Linked DNA regions of Homo sapiens: region 1 is linked to region 2. Evidence: chromatin loops called from intact Hi-C (ENCODE). Cell type or tissue: B cell. All regions are shown on one strand. Each heading gives the region's core, and the rest is flanking DNA. Links, peaks and the distances in the headings are about the cores only.

The links. Peaks named below come from ENCODE experiments on the same cell type or tissue, not always from the same donor. Only the 100,000 strongest peaks of a DNase experiment are listed, where the experiment ranks them.
Region 1: a loop joins it to region 2, with 9 times the contacts of the local background. A loop is called at or near these places in 3 of 110 quality-filtered maps.

What each region holds. Positions count from the first base shown.
Region 1 is chr7:93,091,891-93,101,917 of GRCh38, reverse strand. SAMD9 (sterile alpha motif domain containing 9) reads left to right here. Exons shown (of 3, transcript NM_017654.4): 3 at 1-2,400. The coding sequence ends at 590. Among named protein-coding and RNA genes, the nearest start is that of SAMD9, 21 kb to the left of the region's middle. RefSeq lists an enhancer at 8,959-9,008. In B cell, for the core only: no CTCF peak of the experiment used is centred there; no DNase peak of the experiment used is centred there.
Region 2 is chr7:93,143,040-93,153,066 of GRCh38, reverse strand. It overlaps SAMD9L (sterile alpha motif domain containing 9 like), which reads left to right and starts at 4,682. Exons shown (of 5, transcript NM_152703.5): 1 at 4,682-4,873; 2 at 5,921-6,184; 3 at 7,027-7,682; 4 at 8,234-8,335. RefSeq lists an enhancer at 5,383-5,482. In B cell, for the core only: no CTCF peak of the experiment used is centred there; DNase peaks (open chromatin) are centred at 4,646, 5,506 and 7,556; H3K4me3 peaks cover 3,656 bases; H3K27ac peaks cover 5,315 bases.

The DNA.
Region 1 (10,027 bases), core at 900-8,899, 51 kb after region 2:
TTCTCTCCTGTATCCAACCTACCTCCAGATTAGTAAAGCCAGTTGAAAAACTAAAAGATCAGCTTCGAGAAGTCTTGCAACCAATAGGACTGACTTATCAGTTTTCAGAACCGTATTTTCTAGCTTCCCTCTTATTCTGGCCAGAAAATCAACAACTAGATCAACATTCTGAACAAATGAAAGAGTATGCTCAAGCACTAAAAAATTCTTTCAAGGGGCAATATAAACATATGCATCGTACAAAGCAACCAATTGCATATTTCTTTCTTGGAAAAGGTAAAAGACTGGAAAGACTTGTTCACAAAGGAAAAATTGACCAGTGCTTTAAGAAGACACCAGATATTAATTCCTTGTGGCAGAGTGGAGATGTGTGGAAGGAGGAAAAAGTCCAAGAACTTTTGCTTCGTTTACAAGGTCGAGCTGAAAACAATTGTTTATATATAGAATATGGAATCAATGAAAAAATCACAATACCCATCACTCCCGCTTTTTTAGGTCAACTTAGAAGTGGCAGAAGCATAGAGAAGGTGTCTTTTTACCTGGGATTTTCCATTGGAGGCCCACTTGCTTATGACATTGAAATTGTTTAAGAGCCTGATATTCTTCCTCCAAGAATTTGATCTCAGTACCCATTTAATTTTTTTGGACTCAAGATCTATGCTTTAAACCGGCAAGGTTATAGATACAGCCTCTAGCTCTTCAGATCTGTACATGCAGTATTTAATTTCCTCTTAAACATGTTATGAGTTCTACAAAGACAATAGTGAAAAAGGAAGGAGTGAGATATATGAAAAGTAGCAAATATGTTCCTTGGTTTGGTTAACATCATTGATGACAAAATAATAAGGAGCTATGACTGGAGTCAGGAGAAGTTAGTGTAATAAGCTGGCTACACAGAACCCCACTACTTACCAGGCATGGATTGAAGAAGATTGTCTACTCAAATGGCATTTAGACATTAGAATGTCTGGGAAAATATTTCTCAAAGACAGCAAAAACCTCTCAAACTGAGGAGCAACATTTATTCTTACTAAGCAGATCATCAATGTATCATGTGCTTGGCACTCAAGGATCTTCCAAAACAGAGGACCAACCAGTCTTCTGAAGGTCATGCCCACAGAAGTCATCAGACCTTACCAAAGTAGGTTGGAGAATTAGATTGCCTTTTCATGCAGTGAGATTCAGTTAAGCAAAAATGAAATTTGTCTCTATAGCTAATTAGCTTATCAACTCCCCTCCAAACAAACAATTAAAAAAAAAACATACAGACACTCAAATTCCACAAGCTAATGAACAAAAGGGACTCTTGTGAGAAGACTAATGAGTCCCTCATCCAGAAGATGCCAATGTACTGGCAGATTAACATACAACCTATGTTTTGAACAAAAACAACCAGCGATACGTAATCAAAATGTAATTTTCCCCTAATAAAATTATGGATATGGGCAGTCATCAATGGCTGCCAAAACCATTAAGTGGAAAGCTGATTAAAAAACAAAAATTTCTAATGGATTTATCAAACTGTCCCAAATCCTGATAAATATTAACATCACAGAGGAAGACCAGACATTATGGGCCTGGAAGTACTATAGGAGTGCACACATCACCCGTGACATGGTCTTGCCAAATAATTAAACCTGAATTTGATCAGGTCTCTGGATCTTATTTGCAATTCAAAAGAAATTTTAAAAAAATCCTACTAACACCACCACAAATATGCAATCAGCAATATCCAGAAAGGGGAAATTCACAGGACAAAAACCTGGTTTTCTTTTTTGGTTTCTTCAACCAAAAAAGAAAGAAATTGCAAAGGACCAAAAAAATGTTGGGGAATCTATACATTATAAGGGACTTAACAACTAAAGGGCAACATATAGACTTTAGATCCTAATTTGAGCAAAATCTAAAATCAATTATTAGGCAATCAGAAAAATTTGAACACAGACTAGATATTTGAGGATATTAAGGTACTATATTATTGAAGATTCCATGGTTATGTTTTTTAAAGAGTTCATGCCTTTTAGAGATACATACTAAAGTATTTGTAAATAAATGACATGATCTAGAATCAGTAATTTTGTGTTTGGGGTGTGGGGGTGGTGAAAGGGAAGTAGAACCGAAACAAGATTAGTCCTGAGTTAACAATGGCTGCAAGCTGGATACATGGAATTCAGCACACTTTTCTCCCTCTTACTGATTATGCTTTTGAAATTTTCTCTTGTAAAACATTTAGAAAACAAAAACAAAAAAAATGTGATTTGTTTCTGTCTTCAAAATCTCATTAGAATTTTTTCACTGGAGGAAGATTTTCCCTTGCTTCTGCATAAAATTTTAACTCCATAACTTATAAGCTCACTCTTTATTGTTACTTTCTAATTGACAAATAAAAATTGTATATTATTTATGGCGTTCAGCCTGATGTTTTGATATAGATATATACTGTGAAATGACTAAATGAAGGTAATTAATATATCCATCACCTCTCAAGCCTGCTTGTGTGTGTGATGAGAACATTTAAAATCAACTCTCTTAAAAATTTTCAAGTGTACAATAATTATTAACTATAATCATTGTGTTGTACAATAGATTTCCAAAATTTATTCCTCCTAACTGAAACTTTGTACCCTTTGACCAACATCTCATTTCCCACTACCTCCCTCACTGCCCCTACAACCCTGGAAACCACCATTCAACTTTCTGCTCCTATGAGTTTAGCTTTTTTAGATTCCACATCCAATCTGAAATCATGCAGTATTGGTCTTTCTGTGCCTGGCTCATTTCATTTCAGCTCAATTTTTAAAATGTAAAAGAAATCCTCTGGTCAAACGGAGTTTCAATTAGAATGTCCAGTCACGTTTTTCTCTGAAGCCACTTCCCAGTCTGCCCCAGGTTTCAGTTCACTCTGCACAGAATTGTATCTTCTGGACTCCTGCCTTCTGGGGTGATTCTTTTGAACTCAAATTAAGCCAGTTTAGGCAGATGTTCTGTCCCCCGTGACCTGCCTTGGGGAACAGGAAACACTTATGGGTGTTTGTTCTGCCATTGGTAGGGAGTGAAGGTAATTTCCAGTTTGGGGAACAACATGTGTTGTAAATTCGGAGGGACACAGGTAAAGCGCTTCAAGTGAACCTTTTGAAGGCCCCCTCTCTCAAGGCTTGAGAGAAGGTTCTCATAGGGGTATGAGAGAACTTTCTCCAAAAGAACCTCTTCATAAGCCCTTATTTCCTCAATGCCAGCAGTGGGCAACCTACAGCCTCTGGGACAAATCAAGCCTACTGCTTGTCTTTGTAAATAAAGTGTTATTGAAACATAGCCCTGCTCATTTGTTGAAGTATTGTTTGTGGCTGCTTTTGCACTACAACAACAGAGCTGTGTAGCTGCCACAGAAACCCTACGGGCCACAAAGTCTAAAACATTTACTATCTGGCTCTTTACAGGAAAAGTTTGTTGACCCCCGCTCTATGCAGTTAACTCTTCTATTATGTCTTTATTATAGGTCAATTGTCAAATTGGTTCTTGAACGCCCTACTTTGAAAATATGCATTTTGGTTCATCACCTCTTTTGGTATCTAATTTTTATCATTTTAGAGCCAAAGTTAAATTTTAACATTTTTTAACAGGAAAAAAAGTCAATTTTCATATTATAATAATTCAGACCCACTTTTCCAAAGAACACCAGTGTAATAAATGTGTGTGAGTTTTCGTTCTGAAAATTTAAAAATTCCTGAATTGTGCAGGATCAATTTAACAGGCACCTTAATCTATCATAATTCTCTTTACCTATTTAGTTTTATATTTCCTTAGAACTATGAATTTGAGGGAAACATATTCAGACCATAGCATTCTACCTTTGACTCCCTAAATTTATATTCTTCTCATATGCAAAATACATTCATTCCATCCCAGTAGCCCCAAAAGTCTAACTTGTTCCAGTACCAGCTCCAATGTCTAAAGTCCGGAGTTTAATCTATATCAGTTACAGGTGAGACTTAAGGTATGACTCTTCATAAGGCAAATTCCTTTCCAGCTGTGAGCCTGTAAAATCAAACAAGTTATGTGCTTCCAACTACAATGGTGGGACAAGCATACGATAAACATTCCTAGTCCAAAAGGGAAAAATAGGAAAGAAGATCCCAAGTCCCAAGTAAGTCCAAAACACAAAGCAAACAATATTAAGTTTTGAGGCTTGGGAATAATCTTTTCTGACTCCATGCCGTGCCTTCTGCACACACTGGAGTGGAGGTTGGGCCCCCAATCCCTCAGACAGCACTGCCTTCATGGCTTTGCTGGGTGCAGCCCATGCAGCAGCTCTTAGGGGTTGAAGTCGAGTGCCTGAGGCTCTCTCAGGCTGGCACTGCACATTGCACACTGGTGGCTTTACAAGTCTGGGATCTCAGAGATCATCCTGCTTCCACAATTCCACTAAACATTGCCACAGTGGGGGCTTTCTGTGGTGACCCCAACTCCATAACTCTGTTGGGCATTGCCCTGGTGGGGCCTTTCTGCAGTGGCCCCACTCCTGCTGCTCCAATAGAAATTGCCCTAGTAGGGGCTCTCTGTGTAGCCCCATCCCTGTGGCAGCTCCCTGAACTTTTTATGACTTAATCCCCTCCTGAAGGCTCGATCTCTTAATACTATCACGAGGGTGATTACATTTCAACATATAAATTTTGGGAAGACACATTCAGACCATAACAGAAGGTGAGATTAAAATATTGATTTTCTCTTTCACAGGCCAGCAGTTCTCAATTGAACAGAACTCCTGAAGGTCTTTTCAAGTTGCACATTCTATTTCCCAATTCAGATACAACCTAGGGTGGAAAGACATCAGAATTTTTGTTAACTGTCCCTTTGGAAACCACTAATTAGGTCACTGTAATACACGATAGTTTCCAAACTCAGCGTTGAAAAAGAAAATGTTTATCAACAGTCCCAAAACAAATGGTAGCCTCAACAAAAGAAGTTTAGAAACTATAGCATGCCAAATTTTGCTTCTGGCTATTTAGGATGTGAAAAAAAAAAAGAAAGAAAAAAGCTCTCAGAAAGTAATACCAGAGTGAAGATTATTTGACTTATTTCTCTAAGAACAATAAAATTATTTAATTCCTCATTATTTTTATATCCCTTGCTCCTCCAAAGGTCTCCCTGTTGCTCAACTTAAAATGTGCTTAAAAAAAAAAAGAGTTCATATACACTGAAATAATTATAGATTTTTCACTTTATTGTCAAGAAGCTAATCTCCAATTAAAGTGTGTATACTATTGTTCTCTGTTCTTTTATGTATTTTTAAAACTTAAATATGTATGTACACCACCATCATAATATCATAGCCAAGTTTTAAATTCTATGGCATCCAATATGGCCTGAAAGTCATACCTCACCTCTGAGAACACTCAGGAAAGTCAAAAAGTGCATTTCCTTTCATTAGTGGAAGAAGGGAATTGTTCAGTTTGAAATCCAGAAATCTATCCTTTAGTGATAAGCTATCACCATTTCTTCCTAGTTGAAGTAAATATAATCTAATCCCATATTTTAGTGATTCATTTAAGTTCATGCTCTTCAAGTGAAAATCCTGGCAAGAAACAGATGACACATTTAAAAGTAGTCCTTTGAGGAGAGTTTAATAAAGGAACTATTTTCGAAAGTGTGGAGAGGGAGTAGGGAAGTCTCAAGGGATAAAACAGTGCCCTCAGACTAGCTAGTAGCGTGAGGAGCACCTACTATCCTTATTCCTGAAGGGCAAGAGAAGGGAACTGTTAGCAGGATGGCGGTGGGAGTAAGGTGAGGGCACTTTCTGGAGAGGACTGCTTAATAGGAACTGTGACCTTCAGTGGAGGGATGCAGCCAGCCTGAAGTGCCCCACAAGGAGAAAGCCCAGGGGAATAAATAATATAATTTTACTCTTCTTCCTCTCTTTAATCTCTTGCCTGTGCTTCCCATTGGTTCAAATTCAACCAGAAACTAGAGGACAAGGGAGCCCACTGATACAGTTCATACCGATCAGCAAGGTATGGAAAAGAGGAGAGCGTATATGGAGGGACAAACAAGATATCCAAGCATGGTATCCCTGAAACTCTTTAATTCCTACAACCATCTCCAATACCCATTTAAGTTTGAAACTTAAACGGCATTGACACATGACCTTAAAAAGCAAATTTCTTTCACTATTCCAAAGTGATAACAGTGACATCTTAACTTGATTTTAGTCTTTGTCCATTCACCTGAACTTCTTCCTGTTTTTTAAGAAAGCAGTTGAAGAGGACTTACAGGGAATTATTTAATGGGTATATGCTTCAGAACTGATTTAATTTTGTCTTCGTTCTTAACTATTACTCCCAATACATATCTGTTTCCAATTTATGGAAGTTTTGTGTATGTTTTAGAAGAACTTTAAGCTCCAAAACAGGGGCTATCCTTTCAATCATACCTTGAATCATGTGGCAGGTTTTCAAAGGTGTGTGAACATGGTATGTAAACTGACCAAGGTAGGCAGTGAGATAGAGAGTTCTATCCCTTGTATCTCAACTGTGTTTTCTTGCACTAATGCTTTTATTATTACTATTAATTGTTGTTGTTGTTGTTGTTTTATGTTTGTAGATTATTTTTCTCATTCCCTTGGGAATGCTACAAAAAATTCTAAGGTTAACACTTTATCTCCCCTTTTCACCAGGTTTTTTTTCAATCTATTACTCCAGGTCCTTCGAGAAGCAGATACCAAGAAAGGATTAAATGTGTGAAGATTTTATTAGAAAGAAAGCCTAGGAGTAAAAATTGGGGATCTAGTAAGTCAAGGATGCTTCACTTCTCCTTCACTTGGGTCAGATTTTCATCCCAGTTTGATAGCTCTCTCATTCTTACCAGAATCCAATCATGCTATCATGCTTTCTCTCTCTCTCTCTCTCTCTCTCTCTCTCTCTCGCTGTGTGTGTGTGTGTGTGTGTGTGTGTGTGTGTGTGTGTGTTTATTTGGGAGATATAACAGTCTGTTTGTGAGAGTGACTCATATATATATATCACATGTTATATATATGTCACTCTATATAAGACGTGTGTGTGTGTGTGTGTGTGTGTGTGTGTGTGTGTGTGTGTGTCTTAGCTAGGCACAGTGGCTTGCATCTGTAATCCCAATGTTTGAGGAGGCTGAGGCAGTAGGATTGCTTGAGGCCGTGAGTTTGAGACCAGCATGGGCAATATAGTAAGACCCCTTCTCTACAAAAATTTCAAAAATTAGCTGGGAGTGGTGGGAAACACCTGTGGTCCCAGCTACTTGGGAGGCTGGGGTGGGATTATAACTTGAGTCCAGAAGTTCAAGGTTGCAGGGAGCTATGATTACACCACTGCATTCCAGCCTGGGTGACAGAGCTAGACCCTGCCTCTAAAATTATACATACATACATACATACATACATACATACATACATACATACATACAAAAGGAAGAAGAAAGTAGACAAAACCAGTCTACCAGATTCCAAGACTTATTATTTAGCTATAGTGATCAAGGCTGTGTGGTATTGGCAGAGGGACAGACATAATGGGATAGAATGGAGACTCCATAAATAAACCCACACAATAAGCTCAATTGATTTTTGACAAATATATGAAAGCAATTCAATGGGGAAAGGATAACCTTTTCAATAAGTGGTATGAAGCAATTAAATATCCATAGGCCAAACAATGAACCTCAACCTGAATCTCACATCTTTTTCAAAAATTAACTCTAAAAGAATCACAGACTTGAGATATATATAGATACACACACACACACACACACACACACACACACACACACAGAGTCTGGCTCCATTGCCTAGGCTTGAGTGTAGTGTCATGATCTCAGCTCATTGCAACCTCTGCCTTCCGGACTCAAGCAATCCTCCCACCTCAGCCACCCGGGTAGCTGGGACTATAGGCACATGCCACTGTGCCCAGCTAATTTTTGTATGTTTTGTAGAGACAGAGTTTTGCCATGTTGTCCATGCTGGTCTCGAACTCCTGAGCTCAAGCAATTCACCTGCCTCAGCCTCCTAAAGTGCTGGGATTACAGGTGTGAGCCACCATGCCTGGCCTCACAAACTTAATTATAGAATGTTTAAATTCTGTAATTTGGAGGAGGAGGAGGAGCAAGATGGCTGAATAGAGCCCTCCAGCAATCATCCCCCTGCAGGAACAGCAATTTGAACAACTGTTCATATAAAAATCCACCTTCATAAGAACATAAAATCAGATGAGTGATCTTAGTACCTGGTTTTAACCTACTGATAAGGAAAGAGGCATTGAAGAAGGTAGGAAGGACAGTCTTACATTGCCTACACCACACCTCCCCGAACCCCAGCAGCACAATGTATGGAGATAATCTGTGTGTTTGAAGGAGAAAGAGCAAAGTGAGTGTGAAACTTTGCATTTGAACTCAATGCCACTCTGTCACGGTGGAACACAACACCAAGTAGAATTCTGCCAGTGTCCATGAAGGAAGCATTTAGACTAGCCCTGAGTCAGAGAGAAATTCTCTGTCTCAGTGGGAGAAAGTTTAGTCCTGGCCAGCTTCACCACCAGCCAACTAAAGTGACCTGGTGATATGGTTTGGCTCTGTAGTGTAGAGAACCAAGGATAAACCTAGTCCTTGAAGGATTCACCACCTGCTGACTAAAGTGGCTGTGGGCCTTGAGTAAACATCAGTGGCCGCCAGGCAGTAGTGGCCATGGGCCTTGGGCAAGCACCAAAACTGTGCTGGTCTGGGAGACAATGGGCTTCAGGTACAACCCAGAGCAGTGCCTGCTGGGGTGGCCATAGGAGTGTCCATGTCACCCTTCCAACAGTTCCAGAAGGCCCAGTGCAGAAAGAGAGACTTTTGCTTAAGGAAAAGAGAGGGAAGAGAGTAAGAGACTTTGTCTAGGAACCCAGGGAATTCTCCTTTATCTTCCCCAAGTCCACCAAGATTGTGTATCTAGGAGTCTGCAAAAGCTTCAGTGTTCTTGGGCTTAGGGCACTCCCTAGTGTTGAAATGACTGCAGTAACCATAGGCTTAAGTAGCAATACTCAATACCCTTTGAAATCATGAAAAACCCTCTCAAGAAAGACTGGCATGAACAAGACAAGACTGTGAATACTGGAATAAACACCTAACTTTTCAATGCCCAGACATCAACAAACATCCACAAGCATCAGAAACATCCAAGAAAACATGATCTCATCAGAAAGACTAAATAAGCCACCAGTGATCAACCTTGGGGTGACAGAGATATGTGACCTCAGCCAGGGAATTCAAAATAGCTGTCTTGAGGAAGCATGATGAACTTCAAGATAATACAGAGAAGGAATACAGAATTTTCAATCAGAGAAATTTAACAAAAATTGAAATAATTTAAAATTTAAACCGAAATTCTGAAGCTAAAAAATTTAATTGACAAACTGAAAAATGCATCAGAATATCTCAACAGCAGAACTGATCAAGCAGAAGAAAGTATTAGTGAGCTCAAAGGCAGGTTATATGAAAATATACCACCAGAGAAGAAAAAAAAATGAAGTATGCCAACAATATCTAGAAAATAACCTTAAAAGGGCACATGTAAGAGTTATTAGCCTTAAAGAGGATATAGAGAAAGAGATTGGGATAGAAAATTTATTCCAAGAAATAACAAAGAATTTGCAAACTTATGAGAAAAAATATGAATATCCAGGTACAAGAAGATCAAAGAACACAAAACATATTCAAACCAAATAAAACTACCTCAAGGAGTAAACTAATTAAGTTTTCAAAAGTAAGGATAAAGACAGGATCCCAAAAGCAGCAAGAGGAAAGAAGCAAGTAACATGTAAATGAGCTCCGATATATCTGGCAGCAGACTTCTCAGTGGAAACCTTATGGATCAAGAGGGAATGGATTGACATATTCAAAGCGCTAAAGGAAAACAAGTTTTAAACTAGAATACTGTATCCAGTGAAGTTATCTTTCGAACAGGAATGAAAAATAGACTTTTCTACATAAACAAAAATAGAAGAATTTAATCATCACCAGACCTGTCTTA
Region 2 (10,027 bases), core at 906-8,905:
TGCTTTGCTGTTTTAAGTAAGTCTTTTCCTACAAAAAGCTGTGACATTGATTGATACAGGGAATCGCTTCCCAAATGAGTAGAGTCATGCAAATGCTTAACTATTTTCCAGTGATTAGCACCTGGTGTCAACAGTTTGTTATCATTGATAAGCCAGCCAGAATGATCTTCAATTAAACCCTGACCTTCAATGGACCTTCAGTCCATTCCTCTTCCTCTTTAATATATCTTGGTTCTGTTATTATCATGGCTGGGGGCTCCTTTAACACTGTGGCCTTAGCAGCTGCATCTGCAAAGGAGTTTCCCTTAGTCACACTAAGGGAAGAGCCTCTTTTCTCAGCTCACTGCAACCTCCACCTGCCAAGCTTAAGCAATTCTTCTGCCTCAGCCCCCTGAGGAGCTGGGATTACAGGCACCTGCCACAATGCCCGGCTAATTTTTTTTGTATTTTTAGTAGAGACGGGGTTTCACCATGTTGGCCAGGCTGGTCTCGAACTCCTGACCTCAAGTGATCCACCCCCCCCCCTTCCCAATCCCCACTCCTAAGCCTCCCAAAGTGCTGGGATTACAGGCATGAGCCACCGTGCCTGGCCCAGAATTTCTAAGTGATGTTTTATAGGGGAACCCTTAGCAGTTAGGAGTCCCTATTCCTTCCAGATAGCAGCATGAGCATGAAGTATCAGGAAGGCATACTTAGAATCAGTGAAATGTTAATTCTTAAGTCCTTTCCCAATTGCAGGGCTCTAATAAGAGCTATTAATTCCGCCTTTTGAGCTGAGGTAGAAGCTGGTAAGGCCTGAGATTCGATTACCTCGTGTTGACTGTCAACGGCATACCCAGCTTTCCCATCTCCCTGGTGCACAAAGCTACTTCCATCTGTAAACCATACTGCCTCAAGATTATCTAGAGGCTTATCCTTTAAATCTGGACAGCTGGAGTAAACTTGCAGCATAACTTATATACAAGAATAATGTACGATACTTGTGGGTTCAGGCAAATAGGTAGCTGGATTCAACATATGGCATACTTTAAGTGTTATATCAGGATGTTTAGCAACAAAGGCTGATATTTACTCACAGGAAAGAAGAAGGAGCAATTTCAGTCTGCCTTATGATTTCCAAAAGATAGTACTCTTCGCAGCTGAGTTAACAAATCCCTTCCCAACAAGGGGTGGGGCATTCAGGAGAAAAGCAAGGTCCCTGAAGAGCAGCTTAAAGGATAGGTAAAATGGCATCTATGGGCTTGTCATCTATCCCCATGGCCATACAGTTCTGGGGTGACAGAGACCCATTATAATGGGTCAAAACAGAATAAGCAACCCAGAAGGAAGTTAATGTTCTTACCTGCCACGTCAAGGGTTACCCAAGGCTTCTCCAGAGATAATAACTAGTTGTCTGATGGGAGCTGTGCTGGAAAGTCTCAGACCCCGTCACTCTTGGGTTTGCCTGGCTATTTCAGCCATCATTGCTTCAGGTGCCAATGGCTCCCTTCAGAGCACTGGGCAATCCCTCTTCCAAAGGCCAGTTTTCTTACAGTGTGCACACTGATTAATGCCCAAGGCAAGGTGACTCTGACTTCCCACCTTTCAGCTTCCCTTGTTCAGGCCAAGAACCAGGAGGGCAACCCCATGTGGGAGGTAAGCTTAAGTCTGCAGCCAAGAGCTGCACCTTGTGGGAGGTCCTTCTTACTCCTTCTGCTTCCTCTGCTTTGTCCCTGTTATTGAAAACTAAAAATACCATATCCAAAAGCTGTTCCATATGGGAGTTTGGGGACCCATAGCTGCTTTTTCTAGTTTCCTATGGATATCAAGGGCAGACTGGGTTATAAAATGTACTCTCAAAAGGGTTTGTCCTTCCCTTGAAGCAGGATCAGTGTTAGTATATTTCCTAATTGCCTCAACTAAATGCCCTTGAAACAAAGCTGGATTCTCATCTTTGTCCTGAGAAACTTCCTTAATTTTTCATAGTTAACAGGCTTTTTCATACATTTCTTCATCCCTTCCAACAAACAAGTGACCATATGATCGCTCCTCCCCAAGTTGTCACTGCCCCTTTGATAGTTCCACTCTGGATCTTGATCTGGAACTGCTCTACCTCCTGCCTGATATGTATTATGGTTTGGGTTGTTAGCCAATGCCTCATCTGCATGAGCCCTAGCTGTCCCCAAAATGCATTGTTTCTCTTCCACTGTACAACACAGAGACAACAAAACATGGAGATCCTGCCAAGTTAACTATAGGTCAGAATTAATTTCTCAAATTAATCTATGAATCTTCCTGGGTCTTCAGAGAAATCACCAAACTTCTCTTTACATAGAGTCAAATCAGACAAAAAAAAAAAAAGGGAACATGTACTCTCACAGTGCCTTCTTCCCCATTTGCCACCTCTCTAAGTGGACAAAGGTTTCCCTTTGGAGGTTGATAGGAGGCTCCACTAGGGGTAGTACTCACCAGGCTAAGTTCCTCAGGGAGTGGTGGGTATAGAGTGGGGCTAGATGGGTAAGGAGGATGGGACAAAGGGTTCTCCAAGGGGATAGAGGGAGAAAGGACAGACACATCTGAACCTTCAGAGCTGACAGAAGGAGGTTCTGCTCCACCCAAAACTGCCTGCTGAACCAAGGTTGCTTGCATTAAAGGATCATCTAGTATGTCTAGCTTTTTTTCCTCTTTTCCTCTCATCAAACATGATTCACATTATCCAAATAACATAAGTGAGCTGAGTCATGAATCTTAGATAAACCACAACATGGACTTTGACAAAAATGTTGAATAAGGCAAGGGAAATGAAGAGGATTTAGATGGGAATGACCAGAGCAAGCAGGTTCTGGGCAATAGAGACAGTGTGGATTGAACAAGCAAAGCCGGTTTGCCTGAATGCAAGAAAGGAAAGAAGTGTTTTTAGTGTGCAAAGTGAAACAAAACATCAGAGTCCCCTGATTTCCATCCTAGTGCTTCTCGATCACACCTAGTCGGCATAGCAGCAACAAAACATAATCTAATTTTATTGCTCATAGCTGTTGAATACCAAATCTCAATCAGCAATTTTAAAGACGGAGCCGTCAATGCTTTTTGTTCCCAATGTTTCAAGAGCAGACACATGGAAATCAGGAGGCACATAGGAAAAGAGTAAGTTAAAATCCCTAAGACCATTTAGATAAAGTCTCCCGAAAATGACAGTGAAACACAGACAGCAACCAAGAAATTGATTTATGCAGCAAGGAGGACAAGGCAGATTAATACAAAGTGCATAGCCTGCAGTGCCAAACCCTTTTTTAGCAGAGAGGGACTTTACTGAGAGGGCCCTCTAACCCCCTAAATCTTAGAAGGAACTCTAAACCTTTTAAGTTGGTCCTCTAATCCGAGGTCAGTCAAGCATCTTTGCCTTTTATTAACAGGGGTCTCTAATTCACCCTGTCTTCGGAGAGACTCTAATTCCCCTAAGTTGGGCCTCTAACCCAATCCCATTCTTTACCCGGGTACCCCACCACTTACCCAAAGTCATCCAATCAGTGCTATAGTCCATTTCCTTTGGGTTGGTGGGGAGGTTCTTCAGTATCGGTCCCTCATGGTTGCCAGAAATGTTACAGGACCAGGGTTCCAATCCAGACCCCTAGAGAGGGTTCTTGGAGCTCATGCAAGAAAGAATTCAGGGCGAGTCCACAGTGCAAAGTAAAAGCAAGTTTATTAAGAAAGTACAGTGGTAAAAGGACAGCTACTCCACAGACAGAGTAGGACGTTCCCGAAAGTAAGAGGAGGAACACATCCACCCTAGGTACAATGCTTGTATATATGGAGAGATGTGTTTTGCTACAAGGGTTTCTGATAAAGAATTAATTTTCTTAATTAGTGTATTTTGCAAGAATCAATATTATTTTCTTTAAAGCAAAATTAAGAATGCCTCTGTTCTCCAGATATTGGGATATCTGGACACTCCCAAGTCACGGTCTGCTTAGTAAATATTATTAATTTGCTCCCTTAATCATAAACATCTAGAGGCTAGGAATGCCTACCTTTCTGAGAAGGCAGCCCAGCAAGTCTCAGCCTCATTTTCGTAGCCCTCATTCAAAATGGAGTCACTCTGGTTCGAATGTCTCTGACATTATCAGGGTTGGTTTCTTCTGATGTCTCTCTCCTTGGCTTGTAGATGGCCATCTTTTCTTTGTGTCTTCACATGGTCTTCCCTCTGTATGTGTCTGTGTCCCAATCTCGTCTTCTTACAAGGACACAGTCAGATTCAATTACAGACACTCTAATGACCTCATTTTAACTTAATTATCTCCTGAAAGACCTTATCTCCAAATACAGTTACATTTGGAGGGAGTGAGGATTAGGACTTTAACATATGAATGTTTGGGGGACACAATTCAACCAGTAACAGGAACTTAGATTGCACTGACATATTAATTTTCTCCCTGGTATTTCCATTCTCTTTGTCCTGTAGGTAGTTTTTTGGGTCACTGGGTTTTTTTGTTTGTTTGTTTGTTGTTTCCTTATTCCTTAACTCTTATAACTTAAAAATCTGCCTGGTAAACAGTTTCTAAGCAGTGATTCAAATTTATTGATATTTTTGGTAATGTTATTGATTAAAAAACATTTCAGATCCTTCTAAACTCAAGAAAAAAGAATGTTCTAAAGCAAAACTGAAACTGTCTATACTTCAACTTCCTCCTGCTTCTCAACTGGCACTCTGACACACCCTCAGAAAGTCAGAGTACTGGGAGAACAGAAGACTTCACAATTTAATGCCTCAGTTTTTAAAAAAGGATCCTTACACTTCATGTCTCCTAGCCATCAGAAGAGGAATGAGACAGCAAAAGTTCAAATGGCCTGTTTCAAGTTTCTGATATAAAACGATGACATTTTCAGGAAAATCCTGGTAAGTAAACTGAATCATTAAACCTTTATTTGTTATGCTTTTGAGGCGACAGCTATTTTTTAAAACTTCAGCTGTACTTTTTATATAAATATATGTTTGTACATAAACGATTACTTATAAAAATACTAGAGTAATTAGAAAAATCAATGGATTAAATACATGTCAGTATATTTAACTGATAATAACTTTGTAAGTGCTCTTCTAAAAAGAAACATACCATTAAGTGTAATTAGGATAGTGGGAGGGTTTCTGATTGTGGCAGGCAGGCTTTGGAAAAGAGGATAGAGAAACGATGCAAACAGGGTCAGGAATTTAAGCACTGAAGATTCTAAAGGAACGTGTGATCTTGTGTAATTACACAAAATTCTGTCTTCATAACGTAAGATGTTATTAAAACTTTTACATTTTATCAAAGTTAATACTCTGCAGAGGCTAAATATTATTCTATTAAAGTATTTCATTCACATACATCTTATCCAGCAATCTGGTTGAAAACTAAGAAAAAAAATGCAAAGTGTTCTTCAGGAAAACGAAACTAACTTGCTTGTGTGGCTTCTGTCTGCCAGACTATGCAAGGAGGGTGTGGGTAGCTCTCCTGGGCTACAGCCAGATTCTGAAGTGTGTTTCCCCTACATCAGTTCTAAGAATCCTGCAGAGCAGAACACCTCCCTAGGGCATGGATATCAGCGGTGTTGCTGAGGGTCTCTCAAAGATGGGGTGGGCTTGTCCCTGAGAGTTTGCTGACTTGGAAATTCTTGCTGAGCATCAAAGAGAGAAAACTGAAGTGTTGAGGATGCCAACCTGCAACTCCTTTGTCAATAACCAACGTTGCTAAAGATAATATTTGTCTTCACAATTGTTTCAAAACAGGACACTGAGGGCCCCTAGAAAGCCAAGACTTAAGTCAAGGCAATCACAAAATTTGTCCACACTAATCATGGTCATTTTGATTGTTACTTAGTTCCAACAGCATACATCCAGATGCTCTTAAAATTGTACTGGCTAAAACGAAAGAAAAAATCTGGAGTCTGTTTTTTCCATCTTTAGCATTTCCAGAGAGAGACTGGCTGGTTAAATTTCTGAAAGAGGACACCAGCTAAAAGAAGGTATTGCATCTCACCCGAGCAGACTGTGTCTGTGGAAAGTGTAAGCCCCTTGCCAGAAGAGCAGCTTCCCAGCAAAGGCAGAGGGTGAAAACAGCAAAGGTCTTAAGACACTGGGGACCTAGAGTCAAAAGGGACCTCCTCCAGGGAAAACGCTGTGTGAGAAATGGCCTCATTCGGTGACTGTGAGTGACACAGCAGAAAGTTGGTAAGGTGTAGTCTGTAACTAGGGTATCTACAAAAACTGCAGGAGAAAATATATTCATTTGTTTTGCTTTCCTTTTGAAAAAAAAACTTCCTTTTCATTATTTGTGACCAGATGATAGAAGCTGGAGTTCATTCTGGCCTAACGGGTAGCACAGTAAAGAGATTTCCCCAGATTTCTACCTGGAGTTCCAGCCAAGCGAAATAATTTCCCTAGGAAAATGAGGAAGTCCTTTGACCCACAGACACTGGTAGCTCAAGGCCTTTCAAATATTCATTACTTTTAACTACTCTAAGAAAATGTGTTACTCATTTAACAGATTTTTGTTAAGAAGCTATTATGTGCTAGGCAATGCCAGATAATGAACAAAATGTAAAGAAATTTGTCCTTATGGAGTGCATAGAATAATGGGTTGGACAGAAAATAAATAGGTTAAAATATATAAAATATTTGCTGCTTGTAAGTCCTAAGTAGATAAAAAATGAAGCCAGAAGAGGGATAGGAAATGTTGGGAGGTGGGATAAAGTTTTCAGTAGGCTGGCCAAACAGTGCCTTGCTGAGAAGGTGACATTTGACAAAAGATCTCAACAAAGTGAAAGAGTGAGCCCTGCTGGTATCCAGGGACATTCCAGGAAGGGAAAACAAGTGTAGTGGCTGGAAACAGGGGCAGGTGCTTCCTTCAGGAAGCAACGAGGAGGTCAGGGGACTGGGCCAGATTTAGAGGGAAAAATAAAAGACCTAATATCAGAGGATTAGCAGGGTACCAGATTGTGTGAGGCCTTGTCAGATGGAAAGCCACAGACAGGGTTGGACACAACATTGATATGATGTTTACATTTTAACAGGGTCATTCCGGCTGCTTTTTTGAGAAGTCCCTGAAGAGATCAATAACAGCAAGAGGGAACCTGGCAAGGAAGCTATTCCTATAATCCAGGAAAGAGATGAGGAAGGCTTGGACCAGGTGGTAGTGGTGTCAGGTAGTCAAATGCTGGGTATATTTTGAAGATACACCCCATAGGATTTGCTCCACATTGAATGTGGAATGCTGGAAGAGAGATAAAGTGTACCTGTCACATACTTTTTGAGTTTTATTTATTTTCTTAGAAGTAAGTACACAAAGAGATGCTACCTAGGAGAAGGGTATTCTTTTCACTATTCTTTCAAATTTTCTGTATGTTCAAACATTTTCATAGTAGAAAGTTGGGGGGAAAATCTGTTTCATAAACATTTCCTCAGCAGCAGTCCAGTCTATTGCATTTTAATTGGTTGTGATATCATTGTTTTATGCAATACGTTCTCAACAAGTATATCCTCCGGCAAACTGAACAAGGACCAAGTCTGTTCTGCCTACAGCTCTGCTTCCTCATAGCTGCTTTCCAGAACGTGACTCTTGCAAATTATCAAGAAAGGGGAACTAATCTAAGGGATCCAGATCAAACAGCCTCATGAAGACTTATTTTATGTTTCTAATATAAAGATAGAAGTTTTCAGAAAAGCCCTGGTAAGTTTCTAATCATTAAAGTCTTGTTTAATCAACTCTCTTTAAAAGCTATCTTTAAAAACTAATTATAAAAAGTAAAACAGAACTTTGAAAATGAACATACTTGCAAGTGTGCATAAGCTATTTCTTATGAAACCATTTTAAAAGGAATGAGAAATATCACTATTTTTATATGAGAATCAATAGATGTAACTTGTGCTGATTGCAGAATTTTTAAACAAGAAACTTTCCAGCAAGCATGGTGACGGTGCAGCATATTTCTAGAGGTGGAAAGCTCTGGGGTGAGGCTAAAAAACCTGGGTAAAACATAGACCAGGAGATCAGGAATCCAAGCATACAAAACCATGTAGAAAATTGTAGCCATGTGCAGCTATGCCATACTCTGTCCTATAAGTTACATTTAATTAAAGAATAAAATCCTCCAAGGTTTAGCCATCATTTTATGTAAGACTTTTATGCACATCTAGCTTGTATAGAGACTATGGGAGGAAATACATAATTTGAACTTGCACTTCAAGAAAATAAAACTAACTTTTGCTTTGCGATTTCAGCTACACAGAGGATCAGAGCAGGGGTGGGCCTGCTGGGCTGCAGCTGGGATTCTGAGCATCCTTTCCCGGAGGCACGGAAAGTGAGTGAGTGAGCCCAGTGAGGTGAGTGAGCCCAGTGAGGCCCAGCCTCCTAGACATGATGGTGAGCACCAGAGCTTGCCAAGGGCAGGCCAGTTTGATCCTTCCTGCTTAGTCCCTAAAGAGAGAAAAATAATAGTCCTTAGGCAGTAGATCCTAAAATTTATTATCTGTAGGGGATCCATTCCAGGACCTGCGCAGATACCAAAACCTGTACATGCTCAAATCCCTAATGTGAAATGGCAAGGTATTTGCATATAACCTATACACATCCTCCCGTGTACTTTGAGTCATCTCTAGATTAGTTATAATGCCTAATACAATGTAATATTATATAGTTGTTATACCGTATTTATTGTTTAGGGAATAGTGACAATAAAAACAAGTCTTTACATTTTCAGTACAGATGCAATTTTTTTTTCAAATATTTTCAATCTGTGGTTGATTGAACCCACAGATGTGGTACCCACTGATAGGGAGGGCCCAGTGTACAAATAAAGAGAACTCTGTGTTTCAAAATTATCCCAGAACAGAATAGAGTTAAGGTGAAGGTCTTCTGCCCAGCTCCAACCAGAGCAGCTACACCTTTATCCATGTTAGATACAGTGGTTTCAGGTGCATTTATTTGAAGAAGCAGAACAAAAACAAGCAATAGCTAAGACAACACTAGTTCTGGTCCAATTTTCCTATATTATAAGTGGGAAAACAGGCTCACTGAGAGGAGACATAATTTAATCGTGACATCATTTTTCTGATCACAACTCCTCCACCTTTATACACACTGTGTAGCTTCTTGCTAAACATGAAAGCCCTCATGTTTAAAACTATGCCTGCAGTCTAGGGTGTAAGGTTTAAGTCACAGAAAGAGCCAAAGGGTTATGTCAAAGCATTATTAAAGACTTTTGCCCAAATCACTGTCACCTGAATTAAATAACAGTTCCAACTACCTATGGATTATAGATCATATAAGATGCTTATAATTGACAGAGGGCAAAATTCACATGAAAGTAATATTGAATACATAATAGCTTCAAGTTGTTAAATATATTCTCAGCTACCAATGGGAAATGGTGGAATTCTGGCTGAGAAATATTTTTATGTTATATGTTATCATACTAACACATGATGTAGTAACAGAAGAAAAGTGAAGAAGCAGGTCGGTAGGTAGATGTGGTTTCAGGAGTTTGGAGAAGCTCTCTTTGGATTCCTTCAATTCTGCTGGTTTAAACAGGAAGCAAGGTGACCGTGGTGAGGAGGTGTTGTAGGTTTGATGAGAGAGGAGAAACAATGAAATGATCATTTAGGAGAATAAAAGAGTGATTAAAGCAGAGAAATAGAGCATGGTAGCTGAGAGCATTAAGGTGGGACCAGTTATGGTATGGAGGGCCACTGTCCAGCCATGTTCCAGTCAGGGTGTGAAGGGCCATTGTCCAGTATACTCCAGTCAGGGTGTGGAGGGCCATTGTCCAGCCATGTTCCAGTCAGGGTGTGGAGTCTTTATCTTTGAACCATTGGGAAACCTCTAAGACAAGGTAAAGATAAAAAGACTCGAGGCTTGAGGAGCACAGATGCCAGTCACCCTATTTGAGAAGGGTGTTTCTATCTCCATGGTAGTTCCTGACAGAAGTCAATCAATAAAGAAGAAAGTGAGGGAAAGCTGTCATGCTGTCAGGTAACACAAAGACACAAAGACAATCCCTCTGCTATCCCCCACGC